2 separate regions of the Mus musculus genome follow, and region 2 is linked to region 1. Evidence: chromatin contacts called from ENCODE Hi-C or POLR2A ChIA-PET data. All regions are on one chromosome and are shown on one strand. The core of a region is the stretch at or near the end of the contact, and the rest is flanking DNA. Distances in the headings are between cores, read along the strand shown.

Region 1 (6,303 bases), core at 691-3,190:
ACAGTAAAGATGCCTTTAACTTTCTGCCCTAGCCATAAGACAGATGATTGCGCTTAGAGGCTGAGCAGAAAGCTGGGCAGTTTGAACACTAAGTCTGAGAGGCTGAAGGCAGGGCTTCTCAGCAGACAATGCTTTCCTGAGACTTGGAGGGGAGGTCCACATATTATTAAATATTAGATAAGGGCTCAGATATTAGTCTCAACTAATCTGAACTGCAGGACAGACAATAGAGTTCTCCTGTATCCAGGTACTATCATTTATAAGATTTCAGGTAAATATAGTAGACTGCAAATCAGATGTTGTAAAATTATAGAAACAGTATACTCAGACAAGGATCTTCATCTGTCTGGAGTTTGGAGTTAGGCATAAAGTGAGACTCCAAGCCCCACGTGACTCTATACAGGTCTCTTGGGAGGTCCCCACATTTCTGCACATGATAAATTCACACTGGTTCTAGGATGCTTAAGTAACTGAGGCATTTCAACAGGCAGAGAGAGATAAGGAGGTCAGATTGCAACAAAGAGGAGGTAAGGAAAACAGGAGTGGCAAATATTGAGACAGGGCAGAATGCAAGAGACCGAAGATCATGGTGGTTCTCAAAATGATCTTTGAGATAGATGAGAGAGTCAGATTGTTAGGAAAAGGAGGAAGGGAAAGACCAGACAAATGAGAAGGAGAGAAAGACTCTAAAGGAACAGCCTGAGCTGGGTGCTTATTCCCCAGGGTCATGTGAACAGCAAGAACCCTCAAGAGGTCCTTGAAACAGCTGGCATCAGAAGGTTGCCAGAAAGTTAAGACTCTAGCCCTAAACTTGTTCAGAATTGTGGGAAGCTATGGGCTGAGAGGTCTACAACCCTGCCATGGGCCAGCCACCTCAGCCATGCAGCCAGGCCGCTTCTCCGTTGGCAGAACTCTCTCTCCGCTTCTTCTGTGGCCCTGACTATTACCATCTGACTGTTATTTTGCCATTTGATGTGGGTAACAGTGAGAGTGACAAAGAAAGCAGCCCCCAGAAGTCAGTTTACTTCTCTTTGGTCACAATGTGCACCAGAGCCGTCACCAGGACATGACTGTAGTCTGACCTCCTGTAAGATACTCTGGTTCTACTGTGGAGCTGGTTGCTTGCTTGGAAAGGTGCTTCAGTCTGACAGGAGTTTTCTCTTCGACTTGCTTATCTACCTCAGCACCACCTCCCAAAGCACCTCAGCTCACTGTCAAAACAAGTCAGACAGGAAAAGATCCACATTCTGTCTGGAATCTCAGGTCAGGGGTTATGGGAGAATTTGTTTCTTACTGAACTGCTATTCAAAGGTCACCAGCCCTAAGGCTTTTGGAGTAAGAGAGACCTATTAAAAAGCTTAGCTTCACAGGTAGGCCCCGTGGCAAAGTTCAGTCACAAATCTACCCCACTGAAAAGGGCTCATTGTTCACCATGAACTCAGAGCATGGCACCCCACTTTTTAAAGACAGAGAGAAAGTACAGACAAGCACATTTTTACATGTCAAGAACCAAGTCCACTAATCACACAAGTACCCACCTTACAGGGCAAAGAAAGCATGCCGGTGCAACCCACAAGGCCCAATCACTATGCAGTCCCCACATCCTATGAAGAGCCAAAGCTTTCCTGAATGGTTGTGTTTTTATTTTTCAAAACAACCGTGTTTCCAAAAGAAGAGAGAGAGAGAATTTGTTCTAAGAGGACCTGGGGCCTCCTACCCAGAAACTGGTCTGCGCTGTCTCTGCTACCCTAGAGGGTGACTTAGTTCTGTTCTTGGGGAGGACACAAGACAGCCTGTTATAGCTTACACAGCCAGTGTGCAATGGTAGGCCTAGGAAGTACTGACTCATACCAAAATGAACTGACTTTGGGGCTGGCCCTTTAAAACTGAAGCATCCTACTTGGTAACTCCTCCTCCAAGGAGGTTCCTTATTAAATGAGAGCTGCTGGCTAAGCGCCGCTGCATTACCGGACCATTACTTTCAACTGCACGTTCCTCCCTGGAGAAGCTGCAGCCTGTCAGCATGGCTCAGGAGTTTGTGAACTGCAAGATCCAGTCTGGGAAGGTGGTCGTGTTCATCAAGCCCACCTGCCCCTACTGCAGAAAGACCCAAGAAATCCTCAGTCAACTGCCTTTCAAACAAGGTCTTCTGGAGTTTGTGGACATCACAGCCACTAACAACACCAGTGCGATTCAAGATTATTTACAACAGCTCACCGGAGCGAGAACAGTGAGTGTGTTTAAATGCTAAGGAAGCGCTGGGGTGTTGCTGTTTCCTTTCCAGAGCTTTGTAGACAGCTAGCTGTGCCTTTTCTAGGATGCCGTTGCCTGGGCTCTGTCCTTCAAAGCAGCCAGAGGACTTTGCAGGGTGTGGGGGAGGGACTCAAGGGAAGACACTGCTCAAATGAGTGGGCAGCAGGACTGCCTGGGAGGACCAGAAGGCAGAACGCTGGTTGGTGTGTGGATAGTGGGCCTGACAGCTGGGCTGGCGGCAGTTAAGTGTTTATCTGAAGGCTTTGTTTTAAGCACTATTTTGAACTGGCAGTGTTCTTCTGGCAAGGCAGGAGGCAGCTTCGAGGCTGGATGTGATCTCTAGCTTTTATGTTATGGATGGGGGCCATAGGCACTCTCTTCCCCCTGTTAGCATGTAGTGGGGTCTGCGGCCCTTCCTTTTCTTTGCACTAGGCTTTCTTTCTTTATCACCTAGTTTGTCCATTCTTACCTAGCCCCACCCACTAGAAAAGTAAATCCTGGACTCCATTTTTGCCTGTGCTGCCTTAATTGTAGGATATTTTCAGGTCTGGTTATCATGATAACTTACTGTATGATCTGATGGATTCTTGCCTTGGAGATCCATCCTCAGTGACGCAGGCTGCAAGATTAGAGGGAGCGCTTCAAAGTCCTGTTCCACAAATCCATATGCAGCTCTCTAAGAACACCTTCCTCCTCAGAAAAGGCTTTCTTTGTGCCTGGGCTGCTGCTGGAATGCCCAGCTCAACAGACTCCAGTGCTGGAAAGTGAGCTTGTTGTACAGTTAACTGGAGTGTTGGGGACAAAGCCGAGGCAGCCCCAACAAGCCAAGAACCTTGGCCACCTGCCTCCAATACCAACTAAAGTGACGCGTGACAGTGAAAAGCAGAGGAAAGAAACTTCCTCAGTGAGGCTTCATTGGGAAGCTGAAAAAATACAGATGTCCATGGATGCCCAAGTCCATAAAATGTATGGTGTGTGTGTCTGTGTACCCTTGTTTACACAACAGCCCAGTGGTTAATGTTGGATGACTTATTTAATCACTCTCAGCCTTACTTTGGTGAGACACCGTCCTTCACTGAATCTGGAGTTCACAGGCTGGGATGGACTGGACTAGCTAGCAGCCAGAACGCCCCTGGGATCTTCCTATCTAGATCTCCCCAGCTTGTGATTTGCACCCAACTTTTTTCTGTGGATTCTGGGGGATCAAACTAAGGTCCTCACTCTCATGCATAAGCACTTACTGATGAGTTACTAGCCGAGCCATCTCCCTTCTTAACTAGAATCTCCTGTCATCTTCTTAAATGGAAAGCCCGGGGTTTGCAGGCCAGGTCCAGGTGAAAACCCCAGCCCCACCCCTCCCCCACTACCCCTGACTCACCTTAGTCTCAGGTCCAGTTGCTCTCCAGGGGTCAGAACTGTGTGAAATTCTCTTCCTGTGAGGTGGGTTTCTCCACTGACTAGCACCAGGATTTCAGCCTTTCCCAGCTCTGGTTTGGGGTGAAGGTGGGGGTGGGGGTGTGTTTGAGGTTCTTTGTTTTTACACAGTCTGATAGCTAAAGGGAGAGGCATGGGTGGTCTTTTTAGAGTATCCCCTTTCCTGGGAGAGCAGTCCCGCAAGCTCACTTCTTTTCAGGAGCACATTGCAGGGCAGTGTTGGAAGAAACACATTTTTTACTTGAGCTTTAGTGCGACTTGAATGGTTTTCTCTGGGATCTTGGTGTAAAGCATTGGGAATTATTTCATTCAAAAATCTGCATGGTAGTGCCAACCATAAGTGTGTATTTTACAGCTATAGGACGAGGTCTTGGAGCAGGGACACAGCAGAGTGGACAGGGAAGAGAGGCGTATAGACCCTCCAGGTCCTGCTCCAGCTCCCACCAGACATCCTCCTCTCCTGTAGAGTGGGATTGCCTGGGAGAACTTCAGACAATCCCATGCTCAGGTCAAATTCCACATTAGTTGCCTCATAACAGCAGAGTGGTGTAAGACCTGTAGATGGTCCCAGTTACAACAGAATTAAAGAAAATGCTATTCTTAGCTGAGCAGCACGGGGTCTGGAGAAAAGAAAAACAAAACAAAGGCAACAAACCAACAAACAAAAACCAAAATTTCTTCATTTAACAAATGTTTGCATTGATTTGTAAAGCAACACTATTTTTGCAGTGGCCTTTCAACTTTAAAAGTATAAAAGGTGTGTGTGTATGTGTCTGTGTGTGTACATGTACTGGAGGCTGACCTCAGGATGTTTCTCAGTCACTCTCCACCTTAGCTGTTTTGAGGAGGGGTCTCTCAGTGAACCTGTACTCTTGCCATTTTGGTTAGACGGTAGCCAGTGAGCTCCTGTGCCATGCATGACTGTTTACATGGTCGTTGAAGATCTGTACTCCTGCTGTATCCTGAGCCATATCCCTGATCCTGTATACATACTCCCTATCCCCAGCAGGTTCTTGAGTCCAAATCTAAATGCATCTCTTTTGAGGGAAGCACAAATGTTTCCAACTCACTGCTTCTGGTGCTGAATAAGGTTGTGTTTGCATTTTAAGAATGAGAATTTGAGAGTAGTTGGCTGTTTCAGTTGTTCTGTGTGACCCATGACCTCTGGTATACAGCAGGAACTCAGCAGGACCTGATTACAGAAACAGTCCTTAGTCTATCAGTCTACCTCCTGTGGCTCCCTCCAATGTTTTCATCTGTTATTTCTCCAAAGCTCCACTGTTCCTGCCGGGCTTCTGATAGAACTTTGGATGCTTCTTATAGAGCAAATGTTTTCGTAGCAAAGTGTCTCCATTTTGTCTACAAAGGCTTACCTTTTCCTTCACATTCATAGGATGACTTTTCTGGATACAACAGGTACTTTTCAGCATCTGTAATACTCCAGACACATTTCTGCATAGTGGAAATAGAGTCACGAAAATTTCCTATATTTTGAAAAATATGCACTTTGGGGGGAAGACAAATAATTTGATAGTATATCTGGGAGGCAGCAGTGATCTGTTTACAAATAAAATTAACTATGGGAGGGGAGGCAGGGTGGAGGCAGCAAGTGACTGTAGTGGAACCAATGGGTCCTCGCCAAGATGAAGAAAAAGGAGACAAAAAATAAGGGCTAGCATGTGGTGGACTGTGACTGGTGTGTCATGGACCAAACAGGAGGCTGGCATGACAGGCCCACAGTGGGTTAGAGTAAGAAGAGTTAGACCTGAGGCATACTGGCTACTACCTTAGGAAGGCCTCTAATCTCTCTAATAAACCACTTTGTGTTTAGAGGGAGCAAGGCTGCTGCTGGACTTTTAGCTTTGGAATGACCTGATTTGACCCTTGGAAGGGCCATTCTGGTCACTGTAGTCATTGGTGCGAAAGCTGCTCTCGCCTCAAGTAAGATGAGTTAGTCTAGAGTCAAGTGAGAGAGCGTAGCCTGAGCACACGGGGTTACTTCAATGTCCATATTCCAACATCAAAGCAGTTTGATTAATTTTTATAGTACCAAATAAAGAGATCCCGATAAAACCATTTTTAAAAACCTTGGAAGGAACATCAAAGAAATACGCTATAGCTGAGTTCATGGACCTCAGGTGTTCTGTGATAGCTTTGTTACCCCTTTGACTGGTAGCAGTTAGGCTTTGTTAAGTTAGTACATTCCAAAGGTATTTATCCATTCCTTGGGTCTGACACTGGGGTGGGCAAAGTAGGTTAAAGGTCATCCAAGATAAATTGTGGAGTTGTCCCTCAAACTGCCACAGTCCACGGGCTTCATGGTCACTGCAGCTCTAATCCGGTCCTCTGCCTCTGTACATACAGCTGCTTTCCAAGAATTTTTTTTCGCAAGAACAAGATTGCAGGAGGGACTAAACTGAGAGACATTCTGGGGCCACACAGAATCCAAGTGCAGTCAGTGGTTTGTGGTAGAAGACGAGGAAACTGTTGAAGTGGCTTTGAGTAGCTGCATCTGAGGAGCCCACTGGCTCAAACCCTACCCAACAGTGGTCAGAAGTGGCGATGTAGGTGCTGGGAAGATGACTCAGCGGATACGGCGTTTACCTCACAGGCATA
Region 2 (6,908 bases), core at 708-3,207, 42 kb before region 1:
TAGCAGAGCACATGTGTTCTCTCTCTCTCTCTCTCTCTCTCTCTCTCTCTCTCTCACACACACACACACACACACACACACACACACAATTTCTATAAAAGAGTGTTTGAAGGCAAATGAGATATGGGGTTTTACAAGTTGGAAACGGTTGTAGGCTGAGCAGAAAACTCCTGAGAGAAAAGTTAAACAGAATTAGAAATGGAGTTTGGGGAAGTTCTTGAGGGTGTTTTTCCCCCTCAAATATAAGTAGAGGAACTTCAGGAACAGAGACAGAGCTATAAAGGGAGGCATGGAAGAGAATCACTAACCACAGGACATCTACCTGAGTCTAACCCCCAGCCACTACCTCCCAAAGCTGAGTCCTGAGGTGCTGTAACCCCTGACAGGCTGGCTCCTGCTACCTAGCCCCCTTCTGGATCATTGCCTCAACACTAGGAGCCCTTCTGGCTTTGTTGCTTCTCTGTGTCTAACTACAACTTGTGTCTTTTGCACATTAATCCAGTTCTGGCAGACTCTTTAGAACAGGTTGACTCCAGTCATCAACACACCTGGCGCAGTCATCACTGTCCCCATAAGCCATCCCCTCTGGGGCTTCCTGCCACAAGAATTTTCAAAAGTTTCACATGAATTTCTATACAAATACATGTACATGTAAACACTAGATCGCCACTGCCTTTTATTCACTGTCTTATTTTCGTTAGCCTTAACAACATTCCCAAAGTATGAGATAGAAAATTCTAGAAATAAACCGTTCTTAAGTTGTGAGATGGTATACATGCCCATAGCGCTGAGTATGATGTAAGATGGTATACATGCCCTTAGCGCTGAGTATGATGCCATCTCATCCTTCCCATAGGGTCCAGTCTATTGTATGAGTCATCCAGGCCATTGCATCCACTGTATATGCCACTACCCACTAGTCAGAGGATGAAGTCCTTGACTGTGTTCAATTCACCCTAACTCAATTACAGACCACAATGTATAAGACAACAGGTACAAGTCAGGTACACCAAAGATGAGCTATAAAATGTATTAGACAGAGTCGGGCATGGTGGCACACGCCTTTCATCCCAGCGCTCGGGAAGCAGAGGCAGGTGGATTTCCGAGTTCAAGGCCAGCCTGGTCTACCCTGTCTCGAAAAACAAAACAAACAAACAAGCAAAAAATGTATAAGACAGGATAAAAGTCTCCACTAATAAAAGAATTATGTTGGAGCTGCTAAGATCTTCTAACAATAAAATAAAAAAAAAAAAAGGAAAAGAAGAAGTCTGAACTAACTTTCTATGGCTTCACAAACTACAAAAGATACAGCCACATATATGATAAGATATATATGTATATATATAGTAAAACGGTGTGTATAGAGTTTAATACCATCCAAGTTTCAGGCATTCTATGGAGGTTACTCTCCTGCCCTCCAGGCAAAAGCAGAGCAGTATGATATTTGAGACTAACCCACTTTTGAAGGGCTGAGAGATAACAATTTCATACTTCAGATCTGTGCTAAATGTTGCTGCGATGAGTGGGTGGTGAGATGTGCCTTTAATCCCAGCACTCAGGAAACAGAGGCGGGTGGACTGGATGTCAGACTGATCTACATAGCCAGTTCCAAGAAGGTAGGCTTACATACTGAGACCTTATCGCAAAGTAAACTTTTAAGAAGAGGAAAGAAATAGTACTTATGAAATACTCAAAAGCCTCCGGTAAGCACCAGAACAGTTGCTGACCTCGAAGTTCAAATAATAGCCCAAGCGGAGGAAGTGGAAATGGTGACCCTCGTTTACAGAAAGTGAATCAGTCACAGCCAGGTTCTGAAATTCCGCATGAACTCATGCTGCCTGAAAAAGCCAGGCATCAACGGTGAGCAACCATGATCTCCGGCCAGCTAGGCACTTTGCTTTCCATTGGGTGGTGACGGTCAGATCTCATTGCTTCTGACAAAGGCCCTCGTCAAACCCATGAGTCATGGTTTGCGTAAGCCACCGCTGCTCAGTGAGAGCAGACCCACTTCCTGACTGCACAGTAGTAACTCTGACTTCCTGACAGCCAAGGCAGACAGGTGCGACAGTGCGGCGTGCAGCGCCATCTGCTGGATAGTGTGGGATAAGCAGCAGCCTGGAGTGGATGGTCTCTGAATTCTGTGAGCTTTGAGACTGCTAGCAGCCAGGCCTGACTGCAAGGCCTGCCAGGAACACTAGCAGAAATACATACCCTCTATCCAAACCATTCCTCGAGGTCCTTTCCTTGTTATAGAATGTGGTGTGGCAAGCACATATGCACATGTGTATTCAAGGTGTATATGTGTTATGTAAAGGGTACAAGATTGTACATGATCTCTGAACAAATAGAAAAAGTGACCATCACTACCCTCATTGCTGGATTTGTACTAAATTTTACAATTAACAGAAACTCATAAATAATCCTATATAATCCCTCACCTTTCTGTATAAGCAGAAAGGAGTAAGGGGTATCAAATACTAGCTCTGCTAGTAGAATTACTCATGACTTAGCCATGAGTGAGACGGCAGCTAACAAGGCTCCTCCTTTCTTTACCAAAGTCTTTGCCCACATGCAAATAAAGACTGGCTGAGCAACTGTTAGGAAGAGGAAATGAAGCAAAACCCAGCCAGCTATGACAAGTCTGACATCAAGCCTCAACTATTTCTGAGGCTGGAAGTGGGTCTCAGAAAACTCTGGCCAGCAATAGGTTTAGGTTTTGGCCAGATGCTACAGAGAAGGTTTCTAACATGAGACAAAATATCTGTTGGAGGAGGAACTGGCCTAGGCATTCATGGACACACAGCATAGGACTAAAGAACTCTGGCCAGGTCTCTTGCTTCCTACAGTTTCCCAGCCGTTGGTGCTCTGCCAGCCTCTGAACTACAGCAGATGTTGCTTCTTGCTTAAACGCTAACTGACTCATTCCCTCTAGACCATAAAGGTAACCAGCTCATCTGACCCCCAAATATAGAGGGATGATTGGAAGATGGTAGGTTTGTTTGTTTGTTGGGTTTTTTTGGTTTGGGTTTTTTTTTTTTTTGGCTTTGTTTTCAACTAGAATGTCAGACTGAGGAACGCCTGGAACAAATAGTTCTGGGTTAGAGGTCAGGGGACTGGCTGGACTCTAGGGCAAAAGCAAACAAGGCTTTTCACAGTGGCTTGCAGGGATATGGTGACAAACCTGCCTCCAGTGGACAGACAAGGAACACTGCTGGCTGGGCTCGACCTTAGGCAGCTGGAGCAGGCCAGGAAAACGTGTTATAGATTCTGCCTCTGCCCCTGTCACATGGAAGTACACAGCATAGGTAACAAGCCAGATGAGGCTGGATCGGCCTTGAGTGCCACAGATGGACCTCTTTTTTGGGTCTCCTATCTGCGAGGAACGGGTCTCTGGTTGCAGGTGGGCGAAGGAGTGGGGTGACAAACAGACACGACACGAGAGAGTATGTTGAATCTGAGTATAATGTCCAAACGAAAAACAGACTTTTTTATACAGAAGAAAAAACAAGAAAAGCCAGGCAGGACATATCTGCTGAATTACAGTGACACAAAACAAAAGGAATCTATACATCAAAAGATGGCGGGGACCAGGCCGCTGTTTACCACTTAGAATGGAGCCAGGTGTAATGCCAGTCTATTGTTAAGCCCACCACTAGGGGTTCTTAGTAAAAACTTGATTATGCTGTTCCTTTGGGCCTAGTGAAGAAACTGGTCCCAGGGGGATTCCCTAACTCTTTGATGGATAACTCACCTATTCACTAGGCCTTTGTATATTCCCTTGTTTGGGTGAGACTGGCTACTGTCCTAAGTAATCACTCTGCAGACCAGCCCTGAGCTATCCTAGCTCCATTCTTTGTAATTAGTTTCACCATCTCTACTAGAAGTGAATTTGAATGTTACTGAATAGGTATCATTCTTACTGAATTCCTACTGAATTCCAAGATTGTCAGCTTCAAGGATTTGGAACACTGGCAGAGGCTCACCTATGTCAAAATTCAACCTTTAAAGGCACTTATAATGAATCAATACTGAAAGAGAGCATACACCATACTAACGTGGGGATCGGGTTTGAGTATACGGGCTATGAGAATGCCAAGGTTCCAGGAGGCTGAATTTCCTTGAAACTCTTTGCCTCGCGACTGCCTCCAGGCTTTTCAACCCCGACAGGCAGACTTCACTGGAGTGGGCATAGCACTTGAGAGCTCTGGACTTGAACGTGTCTCACTGTAATGTGGCAGCACTGGTGCCATAGCACTGGAATAGCACTGCAGTGTAGACCAGTAGCTGCTGTGAGGCCCTCCCAGCCCTGTGGCTGCTAAGCTTTACCCCATCCATTCCACAACACACATGGTTCTGTTACTGTCACAGGATTGGGCCGCATGTACATGAGACATGGCAAAGGAACATGGTCTTTGCAATCGTTTGCCATCTAGTGAAACCGTCTATACAGACTGGCATAGTTTGCAGACTCCAGGAGGCAGTTTGAATTTGCTGGGTCACCACAGATGATATATTTGTCAACATCTGTTTTCACAGATCTAGCTCACTCCTGCCAGCAGTAGGCCTGGGTTCCCCCTGAAGCCAAGAGTCCCTAACAGCAGAAAAAACAAACAAGTGCCAGGTGCCAGGTGTGGGTCTAAACTTTAGACTCTAAAACTGTGGTTCTCAACCTCCCTAATGCTATGACCTTCATATTGTGGTAACTCTCAAACATAACATTATTTTGTTACTACTTCATAAATGTAATTTCGTTATTGTTATATTATCTGTATACTGATAATATACAGATTATCTGATATGTGAACCCAAGGGGAGGGGGGCATCGAGAACCACAGGTTAAGAACCACTGCTCTAAAGGCTTTGCAGGGGGAAGGGGAAGGTGTCTCACTGTAATGTGGCAGCACCGGTGCCACAGCGCTGGAATGGTACTGCAGTGTAGAAGAGTAGCTGCCGTGAGGCCCTCCCAGCCCTGTGGCTGCTAAGCTTTACCCCATCCATTCCACAGCTCAGCCTTGAGTGTCGGAGAAAGAGGCATAAATGTGCTGGCTCTTCCCACAGGAGCAAGGAAGAGTTAACTCCACATCAGCTTGTCCCCAGCCTTGTCCTGGCTGCCTCTGGTGAGGCCCATCCTCCAGGCAAGTCATAGATAGCCTTTGTCCAGGAGATGGCATCCAGGATACTATACCACACAGTTTATTTCCAAACTAACCCCCAGTTCTTCCAAGAACCTGGAAAGTTATTTCCAGAAATTAATTTTAAATTTTCCTACATGATAAGTGAATATCTGAATGTCTAACATTAGGAAAATGGTACATCCTAGTTTGTAGAAGTTTTAAATATGTAGAGAAAGGGGGCAATAACACAAAAGTGGGCTTCTTTTAGGCTCATGCAAAACCAAAAGAGACATTGTAGACAGATGGATACTAGTGTAAGATCTGAAGCAGAGAAGGTAAGTGGTGAAACCATCCAACATGTACTATAAAGTCTGTCAATGGGTTTTGTGTGCCCTCATACCTGTTTCATTCAATGCTAGGACTCTATCCCAGGCTGCCTGCAAACTAAAGAACCAGCCCTCTTCCCCAGCAACAGAGCCACACCCCCACAAGCCTGATAATGTAACAAGTATACCCTACTCTTATTCACATAATTTTGCTATAAATCTAAAATTGTTCTAAAAAGGCATTTTTTAAACTTTTCTTACCTAAAAAGTAACCACATTTTGAATGTTGGGGTTTTTTTTTATTTATTTGTTATTCTATTTTTCTAGATGCTACATTTATCTGTATATTGCTTTATCAATCAGGTAAAAATAAAAGTTTTAAAATCCTATTTAGTTGACTAATCTCTGAGCCAGGAACAGACTCACGTTTCATCATCTGCTTTTCTAAACAAAACAGGAACTTGGGCAGCCTTATAAACAAAATAAAGGTGGCTTTAAGCATGTCACTTTAGTCTTCTGTGTAAACTACAAGCCTGTTGTTGCCTCATACTGTAAGAAAGGGGACCAGATTAAAGATTTGAGTATAAGAGGCACAGTTCAGAGCATCTACAGTTGGACTGTCGAGAAGTAAAAAGCTCTCTGTACGTCAGCCTGTGTGGGCATCTCTCATACTGGCATGTGCCAGGAAATAGTGACAACTGCTGAAACACTACTCACCTCACAAGGCACGGAGAAAATACTAGTATGTGTAGGCTACTGCAGTGAGGATGTGGCTGTGTGTGTGTGTGTGTGTGTGTAGGCTGCTGATGTGAGGGTGGGGCTCTAGTGTGCATGAGTGTTGCTTTATGCATCCTTCCAAGGCAGGGACAATTTTGCCTCCCCCACTTCAATTGGGATATGAGGGAAATCGGGGCCTCCCTTTGGCCCTCTGCCTCAGCTTCCCATCCTATCTCTTCCTGATCTTCTTGACATTCCTTTAACATACCTCTTGGGGAATGTCAAAACATATGACACGAATAAAAGTTCAATGGCTGAAAAATTAAAAAACAGAACTTGGTCTCCTAGAACACAGAACAAGTGCAGCTAACCTGCTAGAAAGCCTACGTGGAACAGCCTTTTCCCGGGACTCTTATTATCAGGAAGCTGACACCTCTGGCCTCCTCATACTCTATTTCTTCTTGTATTTTATCTTTTTCTCTTCCTTTTCTTTTCCAAGAAAAACACCTTACATAGAGGCAGCACCGGGGCAAACGAGAGCCAGACGGACACCGGATGACTGTGTCTCGCGGAGGAAAATCAACTAAACATGGGCAAAGGAGATCCTAAGAAGCCGATAGGCAAAATGTCCTCATATGCATTCTTTGTGCAAACCTGCCGGGTGGAGCACAAGAAGCAGCACCCGGATGCTTCTGTCAACTTCTCAGTGTTCTCCAAGAAGTGCCCAGAAAGGTGGAAGGCCATGTCTGCT

What was found. A loop is a pair of places that touch in the nucleus more often than their neighbours do. ChIA-PET counts read pairs that join two places held with the same protein, here RNA polymerase II (POLR2A).
Region 2: a loop to region 1 is called in a map of v-Abl transformed pro-B cells, with 2.6 times the contacts of the local background. The contact joins the enhancer-like site here to the promoter of Glrx in region 1. A Hi-C loop is called at or near these places in 2 of 37 maps with a recorded cell type or tissue (both v-Abl transformed pro-B cells). POLR2A ChIA-PET finds 5 or more read pairs at or near these places in 1 of 5 experiments (Patski).

The regions. Positions count from the first base shown.
Region 1 is chr13:75,837,946-75,844,248 of GRCm38, forward strand. Glrx (glutaredoxin) reads left to right here and starts at 1,941. Exons shown (of 3, transcript NM_053108.4): 1 at 1,941-2,230. The coding sequence starts at 2,024. Gm41005 (a long non-coding RNA gene) reads right to left here and starts at 3,123. Exons shown (of 2, transcript XR_873685.2): 1 at 2,822-3,123.
Region 2 is chr13:75,795,959-75,802,866 of GRCm38, forward strand. It overlaps the pseudogene Gm8288. Among named protein-coding and RNA genes, the nearest start is that of Glrx, 40 kb to the right of the region's middle. Within about 2 kb of position 1,958, at least 2 of the 3 ENCODE cell types and tissues checked have a DNase peak (open chromatin) inside an H3K27ac peak, as active enhancers do.